Linked DNA regions of Homo sapiens: region 1 is linked to region 2. A link is a loop called in an ENCODE intact Hi-C map of the cell type or tissue named here. Cell type or tissue: B cell. All regions are shown on one strand. Links, peaks and the distances in the headings refer to the core of each region. The heading gives the core; the rest is flanking DNA.

Region 1 (9,697 bases), core at 2,040-7,039, 100 kb after region 2:
TAAATGAATCTACAGATATTACATCTAAGGAACTACTGAGATGTTCCCCTTGGTGCTAAGATGATGAATAAACCTGAGACACTTGGAAACTTCTAAGCTCTTATGGAATGAATGATGGTTATAATATCATTAGATGCCCAGACATTACAAGGGAAGGGTAAGATGAGACCTCTGAGGCTCAGTTAGGATAACAGATGTTTCTTCACTCTCTTTTGATTATGTTCCTGTCACTTGACATGGGATATAGCTTGTTATGATGATGGAGGGAAGAGTGCTGAAACTGGGAGAGGACTGTGAAATATTATAATGGGAGACAGTTCAAATATCCCACTTAGAATTAGTGGGAGGCATTCATGGAGTAATGATATTATCTCATTATCTAAATCTCCTAAGACTGTAAGTATCCTGCCAGTTTCTATTTTATTTACATAACTCAATACTTCAGGCTGTTATAGGAAGTTTCTGACTCTAGCAAGAAATATAAATTGACAGGGGAATATATTCATTATATATTGAATTTTAAAAGAAGATTATAAAATACCGTAAAGATGGAGATTTTGTTTAGTTAGGAAAAGACCCATGCTTTCTATCATGTGTCTAATGATACATCTGACAAGTTAATGTAATAGAAGGGGACACACACACACACACACACACACACATGTACACACATGCTTAGGTCCTAATCATGACTATATCTGGCTGTTGGGACTGTATTTTTATTTCTTTTCTTTTTGCTTATCTAATATCTCTACCTTCTGATTTTCTATGGTGATTATACTGTGCTTGTATAATCAAAATAAAGAGTGAATATGTTTGTGGGGTTATTAGGCTGTTGAGGGCATGAGATACTCTAGGCAACGATCATGGAGTCTCAGTGTTGGAAGTGACTTTTAGGTTATAAGGCCAACCTTGTCCATGTCCTTGCCAAGTGGTTCTCTATTTGTGCACCTCTAGTGGCAGAAAGCTCACTGCCTCCTGAGGCAGCCCACTCCATATGTCTGCATATGACTTCTACACATGAAGTTCTGCTCTTGGAAGTAATAGATTCTGGATTTTTGCAATAGCCTCCTAATTGGTCTTCCTGTTTCCATTCTTGCCCCTCTGTAATCTCTCTTCAACAAAGTTGTCTTCCAAAAAAAGATCATGAAGGTTGTAGTTTCTGATTTATATGTATGTATATACAGTTTCAGTCTACTGTAAAGGGAAGAGAAAGAAAGAAAACAGAGGATATGAATCTAGGGACTATGCTTAAGGAAAACATATAAAGGCTTTATTGGTGCTAGAAGCATCACCAGTATAAATAAAACATATGCTGCTTCTTTGAATTTTTATAGATGTAACTTTAATGTAATGAGATTAAATTATCTTCTGTGGAAGGGACATTATGGTAGGCACTGTTGGTGAAGATAGAAAGCAAAAGATAGAAGAGGAATTCAAGGTATGAATTTCTTTCTCTCATGACACACACTGTCCAGTTAGGGAGAGCCTGAAACAGATTATATAAAACATCCTGAGAGCCGACACAATGTACCATAAAATGAACCATAGACAAGGGGCATCAGATGACTGGTAAATTAAGGGAAGATGAGAGTGCACTGGTGCTGCAATTCCATTCAATAATTTTTTTTGAATATCTCTGTTCTGAAAATGACTGTGCTGATTTCTGTGGAAATATACAAAAAGAATAAAGCATTGAGCTTACCCTCAATGTCTGTGGTTCAGTGGCATTCAAGATTAGTGATAGGAGTTTTTAAAGACTTGGGCAAATGTTCTAGACAGTGTTAAACTAAAAAATAGCATACAAAATTACACGGTCAGTATGATTTTAACTGTGTAAAAAGTACCCAGAAGAACATTAGGAGAAAATATGCTGAAATGTTAACAATTTTTAAAAAAGTCAATCATGTCAGGGTGGAATTATGGTGATTTTACCTCCCCCCACCTTTAAACAGTTAACTCTTGAAGAACACAGGTCTGAACTGCATGGGTCCACTTACATGTGGATTTTTTTTCCACTTCTGCCACCCATGAAACAGCAAGACTGACCCCTCTTCTTCCTCCTCCTTTTCAACCTACTTAACAAGAAGATGATGAGGATGAAGACCTTTATGAAGATCCACTTCCACTTAATGAATAGTACGTATATTGTTTTCCTTATGATTTTCTTCATAATGTGTTCTCTCTAACTTAATTATAAGAATTCAGTATATAATACACACAAAATGAAAAATATATGTTAATTAACTGTTTATGTTATCAGTAAGGCTCTGGTCAACATAGTTAACCCAGCTAAATTTTGGGGGAGGCCAAAGTTATATGTGGCTTTTTGACTGTATGGGGATGTCAGCACCCCTAACTCCCACATTGTTCAAGGGTATTTTTATGTGCTTACCCATTTTCCATCATAAAATGCATTGTCCTGTTTTATAATCATTAAAAAAAATAGTTAATTCCACCAATTTTACCGATATTCTGGTCTTGCAGGATAATAGAGACTTTATCCTAAAGCTTGAGGTCAGTTCTTAGCTGTTATTCTACTGACCGTCATAGCTTTTAACCACCTACTATTTCTTAACACATCCTTGACTGCCATGGATTTGCACTTTTGTTGTTCTTTCACATCTCGTATTTCTCTTTCTCCCTGTATATGTCCTAATTTTGTGTTTCTAAGGCTTCATCTTTACCCTTCCCTCTCTTGGGGACTACTCTGTACATAGGCTAGGGGATCTCAAGTGTACCATCTGTGACCTTGGCAGCAAGTCCAATCCCTGAATCATGACACACAAGTCGTGGCCTCTTTAAGGAGCATCAGGAGCCAAGGTGGTCCTCTGTAACACACGTGTGCTCTGGCCTTTCCACATCAGAGTATTTTGAAAGATAATGTAGGGCCAAGTGAAGAGATGGGACTGGTCTTAACTTCTCTGAGCCTCTGTTTCCTCATCTGTAAAATTGTATGTAGGGTTAGGATGAAACTGCAAAGAGTTAAAATATTTAAAGTGCCCAGTGTGGTACCCACATGCAACAGCTGCTCCAGGAATGTTCTTTCCCTTCCTTTTCCCCTTCCTCCATTTCTACCATCTGCCAGGATATGAGATTGACGATCTTCAGGGCATATTGTCTGTGGCTTTTATTATATACATCTATTAAAGATCCAGTTAATCTATTTTGGTTGCCATCAAAGCAAAGGATTACCATCAAAATGTCTATTTATGCAAACAGAATGGAGTAGTTTATTGATCCGCCAATTAGTAGTGTTCTACTATTTTAGTCTAGTCTTAGCTTTTGGGAGTTTCTCCTGCAGTTAGCAGAATGTCAGTGAATAAACAAATAAAATACATGTATTGTGTGGGATTAAAACAGTAGCAAAAGGGATTATTGAAATTACTCAGTCCCACTTTTATGGTTTTTCTAATGCTTGTTTTAGCTGTTTTTATCTAAACAGCTGTTTTAGCTGTTTGAGGGAAGTGAAGTCCTGGAATCTCTCTGCCTCAACAATGTACACTAGAGTATTGAAAACAATTATGATTTATCTTGCCAGAAGATACTTTTCTTTTCCCACCTTGATAACCCTTGGTGTTAAAGTGAGAGACAATATGGTATAGTGGAGAGTGTTTTAGACTCAGATTTGCATTTAGGCTTCATAAGAGTGGGAAATCATTCCTTTTTCATACAGCTAGTATGATAATTAAGTCAGTTAACACCTATGGTAGCTTTTTTTTTTAAGTACTAGCAATATAAGCCATTATTATTTCTTAGGCTGATGCAACAAATAATCCAGAAATATCTGACTCTAGTCTTTCTTGATGTAGTTAAATATTTATTTTGTTTTCCATGGTGTTTGCCCTTTAAGCAATAACAATAAAAGAAAAAGAGATAATTATCTTTAAGAGAAATTAGCATCCAAAACGCCTCAGCTACTATATCTTTTGTCACTTAGCTAGTGCATGGCTTACAGTGGATGTTCAATACATGTTGAGCATCCACTGTTGAATGAGGAATGAATGGAATAGATTTATCCCACCCTTAAGATAGAAGGATAGTCATGGTGACTTTTTAGCAGAGAGAACCACAATTCGCTGACCACTCTTAAAAAGCATCTGTGAAGCCGTGATCAACTAGGGCTAGGGCTCTCCATACACTGTGTATGATATATGTTATTAGGTTTCAGATTGGCTTGTATTAGTTCTAACCAATCGGTACATTTTAATTAATGAAGTTTAACATTTGTTGAGTACTTTGTAGTTCATGAAGCACTTTCGTGTCAATATGTCCTAGAATATTATGGAGTCTTACTGATCCTATATAACATAGATGAGGAAATAAAATTTAAAGAAATTAAGTAACTTGTTTAAGGTAACATAGAAAGCGAGAAGCAGAATCTTGCTGTGAACTCAGGTCATCTGGGTCCAAGCTCAGGGCACCATGACCTGAGACTCCTGCCCTGGCCGCTGCTACTGTGGTGCTTAAGCGTTTTGCCTCTGAGTTTCTGCAGTGCCTAGGATGAGATACTGGGAGGCAATTTGGTTTTGGAGGTGCGGAGGGGGAAGCTGGCTGTTCCACAGTTGCTTGCTGAGCCATCTGCTCTCTCTTCCTCTTCAGAAATGATGCATTTGTTACTGTGGGCTGCTTTTGCTGAATACTTGGATTATGTCACTTTCTCTGTTTGTCACATGTGGGGCATTTGGTGACATGCAACTCAGCCTACATTGGTTTTCCTACGTAATGTGATGGGTACAGGCACATTTGCTTTCATTTCAATGTCTGAACAATTTTAATGCCATTTAGACAAGAGTCACATGTCTGTGCAACAATAGAAGACTTCTCACTTTCAACTTCCTTTTTTTGTACAGTGCTAATAGAAATTGGGGGGAAAATTACATACACACATGTGCACACACATACGACACAAACAAACCAAAGGATCCTATCGATTAAGTTGGACACTGGTCAACTGTGTCATGGAGTTTTGTACTAGTAGCAGTACTTGTGTGTGCAGGTTTATCTGTTACAATTTAGTATCCAAATCTGTTCATGTTTAGTAATAATTATTAACAATTATCCTGGAATAATTTGTAAGTGAACCGGTGGTTGCAAGGCTTATGTGTGGGTGGGAGAATTAATTTTTATCTCTGTGGGAATATTTGGTAAGATGATTAGGAAGCAACAGACTTAGGTTAGTGCTGCTGCTGATTTGCTTTATGGCCTTGGGGAAGTGATTTCACCTCTTTAGGCCCAGTTATTCTGTCTATAAAATGATGAGTACAAAAGGTCTCTGATAATTCCAGCTCTGTGGATCTATAATTAATTGACCTTGTAATATATAGGAATTAGAGAAGACATACATGGGGTATATTTTCTGAGAATAGAGAAATGGCTTCAAACATTCTGTTTTTTTCTTTGTGAGTAGAAAGAAGAATTATAGGAGAGGTGTCAGGTTGCGCAGATATCTCTGAGCGTGGCTAGGGTATGGAGCTTATTGTTTAGATATAATGTCTATATAAGCAACATTTTGTCAAACAAAAGACTGAAAAATTCTTTTTTTTTCATTCATTTTCATTTCTGAGAATGTTGAGTGCCTTCATGGTTTATTAGGGTATTTAGAATCCCACAAAACTTGATGGGTGGTAACTTATCTCAAGTTGGATTTATTAAGTTCTTCGCTGTTCAAATATATAGTGAGTGCTTACTATGCACCAACCACTGTACTTGATGCTGGAGGTTCAAGGGTGAATTTAATTCATTATTTGACCTCAAGGGATTCCTAATCTGATGACAAAGGCAGGTCTGTAAACAGTACAAGTGCAATAACAAGAAGAATGTACAAATTAACATGGTTGGCAAGGAAGAAGGAGGAAGCAACCTGCTGGGAAAGACTGATGAAGAAAAGATAACACAAAGTAGATCTTAAATGATGGGAAGATTATTTCCAGGTGGAAGTAGTATACGAAGGACAGGCTAAGCCAAAGGAACAAGAGATAGGAAGATACAGAGGTGTGAAATGCATGTGCAATATTGGGCAGTAACAAATAGTGTAGTGTGGCTGGAGTATGCATGAAATGTAGGTTGACTAGGCTGGAGAGAGAGTTTAGAGCCCAAGTGTGAAGAACCTTGATGCCAGTCTAAAGAGTCTGAGTTTTGCTCTATTTCTGGCAAAGGACTTTAAACAGTAGAGTGGCATGAGTGGCTTTTAATGTACCAGTACTGCTTCATTACATACAAGATCTTGGCATGTTCACTGAAGAAGTCTAGGTCAAATGAATTACACCTAGAAGTTTGGTTTAGGTTCTGAATTTATTTTTTAATGGTCTCCTTTTAGGAAAACTGTCTAGGTGTTTTTGATATGCTCTTGCCAGTAAGCAGGGAGGGTCTTATTGGTGGTATCTGTCTGATGTGTCTGGACAGGAAAGGGGAATTTTGTTTTAACTAATGTAGTGGGAATAAGACAAATAAGGTGAGATAAAAAAGGTTCAAAGTCAAGGCAGGTCCTGCAGGAATTTCCTAAGCCAAACAACAGGCAGAGAGATAACAGCTTAGAAGAGGGCTACTGTTAAGTAGTAAGTTAAGGACTAATAATTATAGCCTCACAGTGAATAATATTTTGAATAGGATTCATCTGGAAGACCAGAAAATATGGTTCTCTCCGGCTGGTCATAGGTGAGAGAATAGGGAATCAGTTCTCAGTACTTTCAAGAGTATTGGGAGGTCTTCTGATCACCTATTCATTAGATCCGTGGCAGTTGCCTATGCCTTCTGGGTTGTGATCTTTTCATAGATGGTATGTGCAATTCACCACTAGGAGGGTTGGCTTCTGCCTTGAGTGAGCATAATTACTGTTATAGAAAATGTGATAGGTATATTTGTTGCTTCTGTCTACCCAGTACATCTTTCCCCTTCTAGTAAAGTTATCCCTTTTCCTTTGAGAAGTTGCCCCATATCTATTAAATAGTGAAGCTCAAAAACATTGTTTCTCTGCTTTTCTGGTCAAGGGATGAGCACAGAAATCAACATAGGCCAATCAGACTCTCTTTGGAATTCTGAATCTTGAGAGAAGTCTTCCAAGTATGGAATGCCGTTGGAGCTCAGTCAGCCCATTTGCAATGCCCTGCCAATGCGATGTTTGGAACTGTTTGGTTCTAATTCTCCCTGGTGGCCTGTGTGTTACTTGGTTCATTGAATCTATGATGCTTAACCAATTAATTACTTTTTCTTGCATGCCTAAGTGCTAGAAGTCGCTTTCTGAGCTTCTGACAAAAGAGTCTCAACTATTGCAGAAGTTGGTACCAGGAGTCCTTCAAGTCTTATACATTTTCCTTATAATTTATCCTACTCTTTTTAAAATAACTTTTGTAAGAAAACATAATAAAGGTATAAATTCAGCAATGCATTAATCAGTTTCTCTCTCTTTTTTTAAGAGCTCTTATCTCCATACTACATCAACAAAGAAATTTCCATCTTCCCTTCCTTTCCTTTCCCTTCTCTTCCTTTCCTGTCAGATAAACAGAAATTTGGGGTTTCAAGTTTGGGTCAAGAAAGTAGTTGTGACTGAGAAGGCAGCTACAGTTGGTAGAACCTTTGGGGTTGGGATGAAGAAGGAGGTCAGCATTGAGGAGATGGTCAAGACCCATGAGGACCTTGTAGTCCATGGGGCCTGCGGGGCACCGATCAGAGGTAATTGGGTGTAAGAAGGCCTTTTAGATTTTTGTTTGTTGCTAACTATGTATTATTTTAAAATACAGTTTCTATGTGGTGCTGGAATGCTATTGATTTTCATAGGATGGTCTTGTTTCTGACAGCCTTGCTGAGTACTATTTTTAATTCTAATAGTTTATCTATTTCATTCTGTCGTGGAAAGAGAACATACTTCATATTATTTCAATAATTTTAAGTTTATTGAGACTTTTTTTGTGGCCTTAAATATGGCCTGTCCTGGAGAATATTCCATATGGACTTGAGAAGAATGTGTATTCTGCTATTGTTGGGTGGAGTAGTCTGTTGATATCTGTTAGGTCTAGTTGTTTAATAGTATTGTTCAACGCTTTTTTCTCCAATTTAAAAAATTTTGGCAAAATACACATAACATAAAATTTACCATCATACTCTCTTTCCTTTTTGTTCTTATGTCTAGGTGTTGTATCCATTATTGAAAGTGAAATACTTAATTCTCCAACTAATAATGTTGAATCATCTATTTCTTCCTTCAATTTTGTCAGTTATTGCTTCATGTATTTTGTTGTTAGGTACATCTCTGTTTATAGTTACTATGTCTACCTGATGAATTGACCCTTTTCTCATTTAAAAACGTTTTACCTTGTCTCTATTAATTATTTTGTACTTAAAGCCTTTTTTTCTGGGATTAGAATAGTCACTTCAGCTCCATTTTGGTTACTGTTTGTATGGCATATCATTTTCTATCCTTTTCCTTTTAATCTATCTGTGTCTTTGAATCTATTCTGTATTTCTGATGGAAAGCATGTAGTTGGCTTATTTTGTTAAACCATTTTATCAATCTCTGCCTTTTGATTGGACTATTTAATCCATTTACTATAAATGTAATTGCTCATAAGGTAGGAGTTACATCTGGTATTTTGTTATTTGTTTTCCATATAACTTGTCTTTTTTGTTTCTCTGTTGTTCTATTACTTCCTTCTTTTGTGTTAAGTATTTTTTAGTGTACTATTTTAATTCACTTGTCATTTCTTTTGCTATATACTTTTTGAGTTATTTTCTTAGTTGTTGTCTGAGGATTATAATTAACTTTTTTTATTTAAAAAATTTTGATTAATGCATGATAATCATATATATTTATGGGGCACAGTGGTATTTTGATACATGCATACAATATATAATGATCAAATCAAGGTATTTAGGATATCCATCACCTCAACATTTATCATTTCTTTTTGTTAAGAACATTTAAAATTTCCCCTTCTAGCTATTTTGAAATATGTAATAAATTGTTGTTAACTGTAGTCACTCTGCTATACAGATATAACTGTATTATTTTGTCTATCTAAGTGTATGTTTGCACCCATTAACCAACCTCTCTTCATCCCCCACCTCTACCCTTCTCAGCCTCTGGTAACTATAATTCTACTCTCTATCTCTATGAGATCAACTTTTTTAGCTTCCACATATTAGTGTGAACATGCAATATTTGTCTTTCTGTGCCTGGCTTATTTCACTAACATAATGGCCTCCAATTCCATCCATGTTGCACAAATGACATGATTTTATTATTTTTATGACTGAATAATGTTCCATTGTGTATATATACCACATTTTCCTTATCTGTTTATTCATTGATGGACATTTAATTTTGTTCTATATCTTGGTTATTGTGAATAGCACTGCAATAAACATGGAGAAGGACATTTTAATTTATAACAATCTACTTTAGATTAATATCAATTTAATTTCAATTGCATACAATAATTTTCTGTTATATAGCTTTTTTCTCTCCTCCCTCCTTTGCCCTATTATTATCATACAAATTACATCTTTATACCCTATAAGCCAATGAACAGTTTTAAAATTACTACTTTATGTGAGTTTCTTTTAAATTAGAAGAAAAGAGTTACAAATGAAATGCATTTATACTATCTTTTATATTTACCTGTGCTCTTATTTCTTCTTGTGGGTACAGTCTAGTGTCCTATTATTTTAGTCTGAAGGACTGAATCCCTTTAGTATTTCT
Region 2 (9,697 bases), core at 2,556-7,555:
ACCTCCGCCTCCTGGGTTCAAGAGATTCTCTTGCCTCAGCCTCTCAAGTAGCTGGGACTACAGGCGTGTGCCACCGTGCCTGGCTAATTTTCGTATTTTTAGTAGGGAAAGAGTTTCACCATGTTGGCCAGGCTGGTCTCGAACTCCTGACCTCAGGTGATCCGCCCGCCTTGGCCTCCCAAAGTGCTCGGATTACAGGTGTGAGCCACCGTGCCCTGGCAACAGCCTATTTTTATAACAAAGTTTTATTGAAATACATCACACTCTTTCATTTCAGTATTGTCTATGGTATTTTAGTACTACGATAGCATATTTAAAGAGCTGCAATGGAGACCACAAGGCCTACGAAGCCTAAAATATTTACTATCTGGCCTTTTTCAGAAGAACTTTTCCAACCCCTGTTGTAGATTGTAAACTCTGAGCAAGGTTTGATCAAAACCTGCCCTTTTCAGAAGAATTTTTTCCCACAATTATACTATCCAACAATAACCACTATTACAATTTTGGTAATAATAAATTCACCCCCAAATCCCAGTAGGATTAAACAAAAGTTTTTTTTCTCTCTCATGCCACCTGTCCGTCATGAGTTAGCAGGGGGACTTGGTACATCAAGGACCCAGGGCAATGGAAACTCCGCCATCTCTTAGCTGCATCTGGAACATGTGACCTAAAGAAATCAATTTGAGACAAGTAAGAGGAGAGTGGGCCACTTGTCTAGTATAGTGGTTAGGGTTCTCCAGAAAATAGAACTAACAGGATTTATTTATTTATTTATTTACTTACTATTTATAGGACTTGACTCATGCAATTATGGAGGTTGATGAGTCCCAAGATCTGCAGTCAGCAAGCTGGGGACCCAGGAGAGCCGATGGTAGACAGTTCCAGTCCAAGTCTGAAGGCTTGAGAAGCAGGAGTGCCCATGGTGTAGGTTTCAGTCCAAGCTTGAGTCTGAAGGCAGGAGACCAGTGCCCCGGCTTGAAGGCACTCAGACAGAGAGAGAGAGAGAGAGAATTCTCCTTTACCTGGCCGTTTGTTTTATTCAGGCCTTCAATGGATTGGATGAGGCCCATCCACATTAGGAAGGACAATTTGCTTTACTCAGTCTACCAATTTAAATGCTCATCTCTTCCAGAAACACCCTCTCCCATACACCCAGAAATAACATTTAACCAGGTATCTGGGCACCCCACGGCCCAGTTGAGTTGACACATAAACTTAACTGTCAAACCTAGAGTGTAAAATTTAAAGGGAAACGGAAAAACTCAGTAATCAAGGTTAAATAACATTTTAATGCAATATTTAAAAAATCAATGCAAAGATGTACGATAAACAAAATGTTGACATTTTAAATAAAGATAGAATCAGTAATAGTACCTTGCCAAGCCATATTGGAGCCTAAGGCAATACTAATTTTGTCTTTACTTAGAATTTTGATATTTTGTTCATAAGTTCCCTAACCCAATGATTAACATATAGTGGGCCTGTTAAAGTTTTAAAAAATCGATTATGAATTGGTTAGCCCATGATACTGCAAAAGAGGAATGGAAAATCTGTTAGTGGGAACAGTTTGACCTAGTTGTTCTGGTAGAAGGTAGAACTTTGTAATCCTAAATTTATGTACTAACTCTATTCAGCAGTTTGTCTCTTCACCGACAAATATTGGCTATGGGTTCTGCCTTAGTCCTAGACCCGTGGGCGCCATCCTAATTTATATGACTGTTTTAAGGTGATATTTTGGGATTTATTATACTTCAAGCATAATTTTGAATATAATTTTTCGAAATTTAGATTTTCTGTAAAGGCTTGCTTGTACAATCTAAATACTTGCCATATTACTTTTTAGCCAACTATTTCTGGCATCCTCTCCCATTTCTTAGTTGAGGTATTCGTCAAATAGAATAATCTTATCCTCCTCTTCCAGGTTCTTCTTGTAATATCTCCATTATGACTGGAAGATGGAATGTTCATTCCAAAAGTCAGATTTGTTGGGATTCTAAATCACATTTTTCAGAGTTCAAAGTTTCATGTTATACGAGAACTTGAACTTTTCTCCATATAATATTTGGATGTAGCTGCTCCCAAGGACTGAACATAATGTTGTTTACTTCTTGGCACGGAGACCCATGTTGGTCAGTACAGAGACCTGGATGAGAATAAGGAACATTCACCTTTCTCTTCCAAATACCCATTATTTGGTAGAGAGAGAGAGATTTTGGTAAAGGCTGGCGAAGGAAGCATTATGTGAGTGGATGCTAAAGTAGCATAATAGTCATTAGACAAAACATTTTAAAGGGGGTATAATAAATGTAGAAATAGAAAACACAATTATACATTTAGTTTACCATTGAAAATAAAAATAAATGTACCCAAATGGTAGTTACTCAAAGGCAAAAATAAAAGTGTTCATGAAGTTCCAATAAACTTACACATAGTTTAGTCTGAGATATACTTACAAGGTCAGCTGGTTTTTTGTTAGATGCCTTCATTGCAGACTTCTATTACCCAGAGGTAAAATTTACAGTTATTTTTCATGTAGGGAAATAGAGGAAGAGCAAGAAACGTTCTCCTTCCTCACCTCAGTTCTTTGATGTGGATGGAGTGGGGGTGAGGTCGTAGGAGAGAAAGAGGGAAAACCCAGAAATGAGGTTTGGGGAAAGAAAGAAGTGGAAAATATTAAGGGAAAAATGTGGAGTGGTGAGGAGGAAAAGGACAGAAAAAGACTATGAGGAAGGAACAAGAGACAGGAGTCTGGCTCTAAAAGCTCCATTTTGTGTACTACTTGGTGAAGGAGACAAAAACAACAATTTTGGGTAGTGGAGACTCACCTGATTTATTATTTACTATACAGGTGCCCTCCACGTTGTGGGGAATAATTTGGGTCTGGGGCCACTATGAGGATTTTTTTCTGCAGGTACTAATATTCTGAGGTGTGATAGAACTTCTCTTTTCCTGGGACAGGAATAAAGTGAACTAAGAAGAAATAAACATTTATCAAGTACAAATGGCAAGATCTATGACAAAGTTTCCTGGGAATTAAGGTCTCTAAATCTTCATTTATTCCCACTATGCTAGTTTTCCTGTTATTTTTCCAATTTTTTATTTTGGTGAGGACTGCCTATAGCATGTTCTCTAGTAGGCGAAAAAATGAAAGAGTTTTTCTAAAGAAAAATTCACTACTTTCTTAAACTTTACCTTGAATAGCTGGTATGTTAACTTGCCTCTATTTTTATAAATTTTTAAGAGGAAACTTGATGGTTTTCTGCATAGGTAATTTTTAAATATTACTTAGCTGAGCCATGTGGAGAGATTATTTCTACTGTTGATAATAATTGTTTTATCTCTGGAAAGCATAAAAAATAGAGTATTTATTTGTATCTGTCACAGCACATGCTTGGTTTACAGAGGATTCTTTGTAAAAATTCACAAAATTATCAATTTAAGGTCTTTGTAGCATATATATATGTATTTATATATATTCCTCTGTAATTATGAGAATTGTGGACACTTAAACTAACTTGTATATCTGCTATATTTCACATCTGAATGGTACTGCTGGTTTTTATTTTTAATTTGATTTGTATCTTTATCAAACCAACATAAATGCATAGTTTAAAAAGTCAAAACAAATAAGACTTATGATGAATACAGCAGTGTCCTGTGGCATATTTTCCCACACCTGATTCCTGTTCACTGTTCCACTTTATTAAGTTTTTCACCTCCTTATTTCTAAACAACAGACTTATATTAACTTTAAAACTCCTTCATTTTATGCACCAATGACTTTCCACTATGGATAGTGGGGCTTTAGTTTTCTTAGACTATCTATTCCTCCTTCCTGCCCTTCTTATTCTACTGTCAGGTCACAGTTTTGGTTAAATTGACATTTAGAAGTACTTTTTAAAAATTCTTTTAAATATTTGTACTCTGAGAATTTATTTTAAGAGAATAATCAGAGGTGTGCATAAAAGATTTACATACAGGGATGGTCATTACAGTATTTCAGTAATAATGAAAAAGAAGACAAAATCTGAAGTCTAGCATTAGGAGTTTTTTGTTAAAAATCTGTCTTCACCTATTCATGTAATAAATTACGACGCAACCATTAAAAACAACGTTTTTTTAAGACTGTTAATGACATAGGCAAAGGTTCATGATACTCAGAATTAACAGTATACCTAGTTTGATGCAAATTTTATTTAAAAAAAGAAAAAGAATAAAAAATATATATAATATGAGACTATGGAATGCTGTGTACCAAAATGTTAAAAGTGATTTTCTCTAGATGATCAAATTGGAAAGGAATTTTGTTTTCCTGTTTAATTTTTTCTGTACTTTCCAAAATGAATTATGTTGGTAAATTGCTTTCTAAAAGTGTTCTACTATTTTGCAATATCATCAGCCATACTGTATTCTCAATACTACTTGATATGGTGCTATTATTTTCAAGGTTCTTGATATTAGATGTGGTCATCTTCTTTTTATTTATATTCGGACATTTTTGTGGAATTTTGACATGAGTTAAATGCATTTACCCTTAGCTATATTTTATAGGAAGAAATAAAACTCTCGTAATGTACATTAATCATTCTAAATTTATTTTTGCTAATTTAATTGGCAATATCCCACATTATTTTTAGTTTTGTTTCTTTGTGCTCAATTAATTTTTTATAGCTTTCTTTTCTTGTTGTACATTGACTGTTCTCTGAATTACTTCTATATCCACTCACATCCTTTGGCTAGTACATTTTGAGATGATAAGACAGGGTTAGAGATTATTCAAAGCAGAGAGAACAGTGTGAGCAAAGGCATGGGATAATGAATTGTGGAATGGGTTTGGGAGATAGCAATTCCACTTTGAAAGGAGTGTGGTGTGCTTGTAGGAGAATAGGTAGGCAGGAAAATGTAATGCCCTGGAGGTGTTGAACATTGCTTGCTCTTCCCCACCTCCTTCTCAAAGAATCTCTTCTGCTCAGGGCCCTGCTTCCAATGAGTCTATTCTCTAAACCTGTTATCCTGCCCATTCCCCATGTGATTGGATCACAGCTGATTGGAATAGAGCGGGCTTCTGATCCAAGTACCCATCATCCATAGGCTGTTCTGTGACATTTCTATGGTCTAGCATGAAAAGACGGGCCATTTGGAATTGGTAAATTAAGAGACTGAACCAATTAGTGGGGGCAGAAACTACAAGGAAGTGTTGAGAGTTATCAAGGTTTAAAAGGTATTGGGAGTGACCACATTGTGCTGTGTTAGCCGAAACTATCAGAGAATGGAAACTGCATAAACAGAGGAAGCAGAGTAATAGAAGGGAAACTGAAAGGAGAAGCAGCAACACGGATAGAAAGAGAGAGTGGTTGAGTTTTAGAGCTTTCTTGTTTTCTGACAGTTATCAATTGAACAATGAGTGTGCTTTAAAACATTTTCTTACCTGGGTGTGGTGGTGCATGCCTGTAGTTCCAGCTACTGGGGAGGCTGAGGCAGGAGGATCACTTGAGTACAAGAGTCCAAGACTAGCCTGGGCAACATGGCAAGACTATGTCTCTTAAAAAAGAAAATTCCAGGCATGGTGTGGTTCATGCCTGTAATCCCAGCACTTTGGGAGTCTGAGGCAGGTAGATCACCTGAGGTCAGGAGTTCAAGACCAGCCTGGCCAACATGGCGAAACCCCATCTCCACTAAAAATACAAAACTTAGCCAGGCGTGGTGGTGCGCGCCTGTAGTCCCGGCTACTCAGGAGGCTGAGGCAAGAGAATCGCTTAATCCAGGAGGCAGAGGTTGCTGTGAGCCAAAATTGTGCTGCTGTACTCTAGCCTGGGCATCAGAGCAAGACTCCATCTCAAAAAAAAAAAAATTTTTTTTTGAGGTAACTTGAGTAGATCTCTAGTCCTTCCAAGCATGTAGGCATTTTGGGGGCCATATTATGAAGAACTTTGGATGCTAAGGAAAGACATTTGTAATTGCTAGGCAAGGGATAAATATTAAGAATTTTTGAGGTGTGGAGTAATATATGAGAAGTATATTACATGAAGATTAATCTGGTAGTAGTATGTAGGAGAGACGGAGGAACTGATTCTGGAAGCTATTACAAGAAAATATGTGGGAGGTAATTAAAGCTTTGAGGATATGATAGAAGGAAGGTAAATGAGTGGATAGATGTAAAACATATAACAAAGGCAGGATCAACAACATATGATAATTTATTAGATACAAGGGACTGGGAAAAGAACAAGTCAAAGTTGAAGCTCAGATTTTAAATTCTGGGGATTAGAAGTTGGTAAGAGAAATAGGAAAGTCCTATTAAGAGAAATAGGAAAGTCAGAAGGACCAGACCGCTGTTAATTTCATGTTGGTTGAGTTTCATGTGCTGGTAGGGAAGTACTGTTTTGTTCTGCTTAAATAATGTTTATTGAGTTCCTAAACCTTGTTTTAGGCTCTGGATGGCGGAGGTGAGAGGTTGAAGTACAAAAATGAGTAAAATAAGGTTTGTGCCTTTGAGGAAACTCTAGTGTTATGGGTGAAGTTATCTTTCAGGTAGAGATGTACGCGTGGAGCTTGGGAGAGAACTTTTGGACAGGAGATTCAGGTGTCAACAGAGTCCCAAAGAAGTGGATTATGAATGGATAGACAGAGGGGATGCAGAGAGGAGGACTAAGGCTAAAACCATAGTGAAGAGCTTGTGTCACAGGGCAGGAGAGTCAAGAATAATCAGAGGAGGCATGGCCAGGACATTCACAGGAGAAGCAGGATAGTACAGGGTCAAAAGAAAAACCATAGGAATGGAGGGTTTCAGGAGGCATAAGGCCATCAATAGTTTTAAATGTCATAGGAAGCTTGAGAGAATGAAGTTGGTCTGGTGTGTAGGAGGTCATTTGTGATCCTAGAGGGAATTTGTGAGTAAGAGCAAGTGAAGAAATGTAGAAAGCAAAGGTAGACCACTCTTCTAATAGTTTGGGTTTTGAAGGGATGATAAGAGGAGGAAACTTGTGGGAGGGGGCAGAGTCCAGAGAAGGTTTGGTTTGTTTGTTTATTTTTAAAGACTTCATCTACATGAGGAGGCAGAAGAAGAGATCACTGGTCTGGAGGAATCAAAGATTCAAGAAAAAGAATGGAAGGAGCAAGGAAGTAAGGATTTGGGAGGGTTCATGATCAAGAGTAAAGGTGAAGGACATGACCTTGCCAGAAGGAGAGACATTCATTTCATCCTGGAGCCAAAGATTGAAAGGCAAAATACAATATACAGTGTGAAGGAATTCAGAGGGGAAGAGAAAGGAAGTACAAAGAAAAACACTTCAAATGGCTCCAGTTTTCTCAGAAAAGTAGCTAACTAGAAGTGGAGTCTTGTGATTGGGGATTTTAGGAACCTAGAGGAAGAGAAAGTTTTGAAAGGCCACTGAAGAGAATGGAAAAGGGAATTAATAAGGTAAATGAGAGGATTTTTGAGTGGTAATCAAGAGACAAATAGGGATGAAAAGTTGAGAGAAGAATCAAGAAAATGAAAATGATTTCAAATGCTAGCAGTACTCATAGAATTTTACAGAATTCCTCCCTCCCCCACCTACACGATTTTACAAATGAAGAATTTAATTCCAGAGTGGGTAAGCAACTTACTGTGAGTTTGTTGGAGTTCTAACTTCTGCCCTCCTTCTTTCTGAATGAAAAGAGATGTGACAATTGATTATAAAGTTAATTTAAGGAATTGATTCAAATTTGAAATCTGACTAAACCTGGAAAATATGAAATTGACCCAATCAAAAGATCAGAGCCTATATATATTAAACAAATGTGATAGTTGGTCAGTAAGTCAGAAGAAATGATTCAGGAATATTCTCTTCAGTGTGTATTCTGGGTTAGAATATTTTGTCAAATGTTTACATAATTATGATTTTGCACATAAATATTTAAATGTCTGGTTGATACAAAGTAACTGTCAATTCACTTACTGTCTAAAGAAAACTCAGTTGTCACAGTGCCATTCTATAATAAGAGTCCAGTTTCCAGGGTAAAAGTTACAGTTGTGGAAGATAATCTGGAAAATTATTACATATTCAGAAGTAATCAATCATTTCTGGTAATGGAATGAGAATATTATTTAAACTGTTTTCAAAAGTATTCAGTTTATTCCCAGATCTCAAGACTCTGTTCCTTAAATTTCTATAAATCATCTTACAGATGAGGCTTTGACTTTCTGAGGACTCATTTTTTCAGCAGAGGTCCAAGAAAGGCTGAATTTCCTCATAGGTGGTAGGAGTGAAATAATATTCTTATTTCCTTGTGGACAAGATCAAATAATAACTTCATATTGAATCTCAAGAGTGACCATTAGGGAACAAATGATATAATCATAACTCTTCTGTGTCATTTCCATGTGCAATTTTAGTAGTTACAATGAATAGACACTTCTCAAAAGAAGACATATATGTGGCCAACAAGCATATGAGAAAATGCTCAACATCACTAATAATTAGAGAAATGCAAATCAAAACCACAATGAGATACCATTTCACACCAGTCAGAATGGCTATTATTAAAATGTCAAAAAATAACAGATGTTGGTGAGGTTGTAGAGAAAAGGGAACACTTACTGCTGGTGGGAATGTAAATTAGTTCAGCCATTGTGGAAAGCAGTTTGGAGTTTTTTCAAAGAACTTGAAACAGAACTACCATTTGATCCAGCAATCCTGTTACTGGATATACAACCAAAGGAATCATGCACTCATATGTTCATCACAACACTATTCACAATAGCAAAGACATGGAATCAACCTAGATGCCCATCAACAGTGGGCTGGATAAAGAAAATATGGTACATATACACCATGGAATACTATGCAGCCATAAAAATGAATGAAATCATGTCCTTTGCAGCAACAGGGATGCAGCTGGAGGCCATTATCCTAAACAAATTAATGCAGGAACAGAAAACCAAATACAGCATGTTCTCACTTATAAGTGGGAGCTAAACACGGAGTACACATGGACACAAAGAGGGGAACAAAAGACACTGGGGCTTACTTGAAAGTGGAGGGTGGGAGAAGGATGAGGATAAAAAAAACTACCTATCAGGTACTATGCTTACTACCTAGGTGATGAAATCATTTGTACACCAAACCCCAGTGACACACAATTTACCCATGTAACAAACTGCACATGTACCTGTTGAACCTAAACTAAAAGTTGGAAGAAAAAAAGTTTTAGTAGTCATAGAATAGACAATGGCCACAGTATTAGGGGGAATATTATTATTACCCTTGCATATTGCCAAGCACATTGTAATTGTTGGTATTCTTTATCCCACTGTGACAGCAGATGGGAATGCCATCAGTGATATCCATAGGCTTAGGCTTCAGCATGAGGTGGGGGTCAGTGATTGTCCTGGCCTCTTACCCTGGAGGTAAAATGGAAGAACTCAAGTTTTTTTGGGGCTGAATTCCAAGGAAGCCTCAGGAGAGTTCTTCACACTGAACTGGTACTGAAATCTTTAACACTTTTCTGAATTGGTAGACTTTGTCCTCAGGGTGGAGACAATACTAGTGGTATACCCATCTCTATTGGTGTGTGTATGTGGGCACACATATGTGTATGTAAGTATAAATGTATGTATATCCACTGCTGCTGGCAGTCCAGACTTAGAATTCCACAGGGGACAGTGGGTCTCCCACTCTTACTATCTTTTAAGTCCCAGTTTAAGAATGGGTGT

Evidence for each region. Hi-C counts contacts between places; a loop is a spot of excess contacts. Peaks named below come from ENCODE experiments on the same cell type or tissue, not always from the same donor. Only the 100,000 strongest peaks of a DNase experiment are listed, where the experiment ranks them.
Region 1: a loop joins it to region 2, with 7 times the contacts of the local background. A loop is called at or near these places in 2 of 110 quality-filtered maps.

The regions. Positions count from the first base shown.
Region 1 is chr9:99,655,383-99,665,079 of GRCh38, reverse strand. The region is part of intron 3 of LOC101928438 (a long non-coding RNA gene); the gene reads left to right. Among named protein-coding and RNA genes, the nearest start is that of NR4A3, 160 kb to the left of the region's middle. In B cell, for the core only: no CTCF peak of the experiment used is centred there; a DNase peak (open chromatin) is centred at 4,689; H3K4me3 peaks cover 897 bases; H3K27ac peaks cover 1,604 bases.
Region 2 is chr9:99,758,270-99,767,966 of GRCh38, reverse strand. All of the region lies in intron 2 of LOC101928438 (a long non-coding RNA gene), which reads left to right. Among named protein-coding and RNA genes, the nearest start is that of NR4A3, 59 kb to the left of the region's middle. RefSeq lists an enhancer at 5,339-5,388. In B cell, for the core only: no CTCF peak of the experiment used is centred there; a DNase peak (open chromatin) is centred at 5,286; H3K4me3 peaks cover 838 bases; H3K27ac peaks cover 1,224 bases.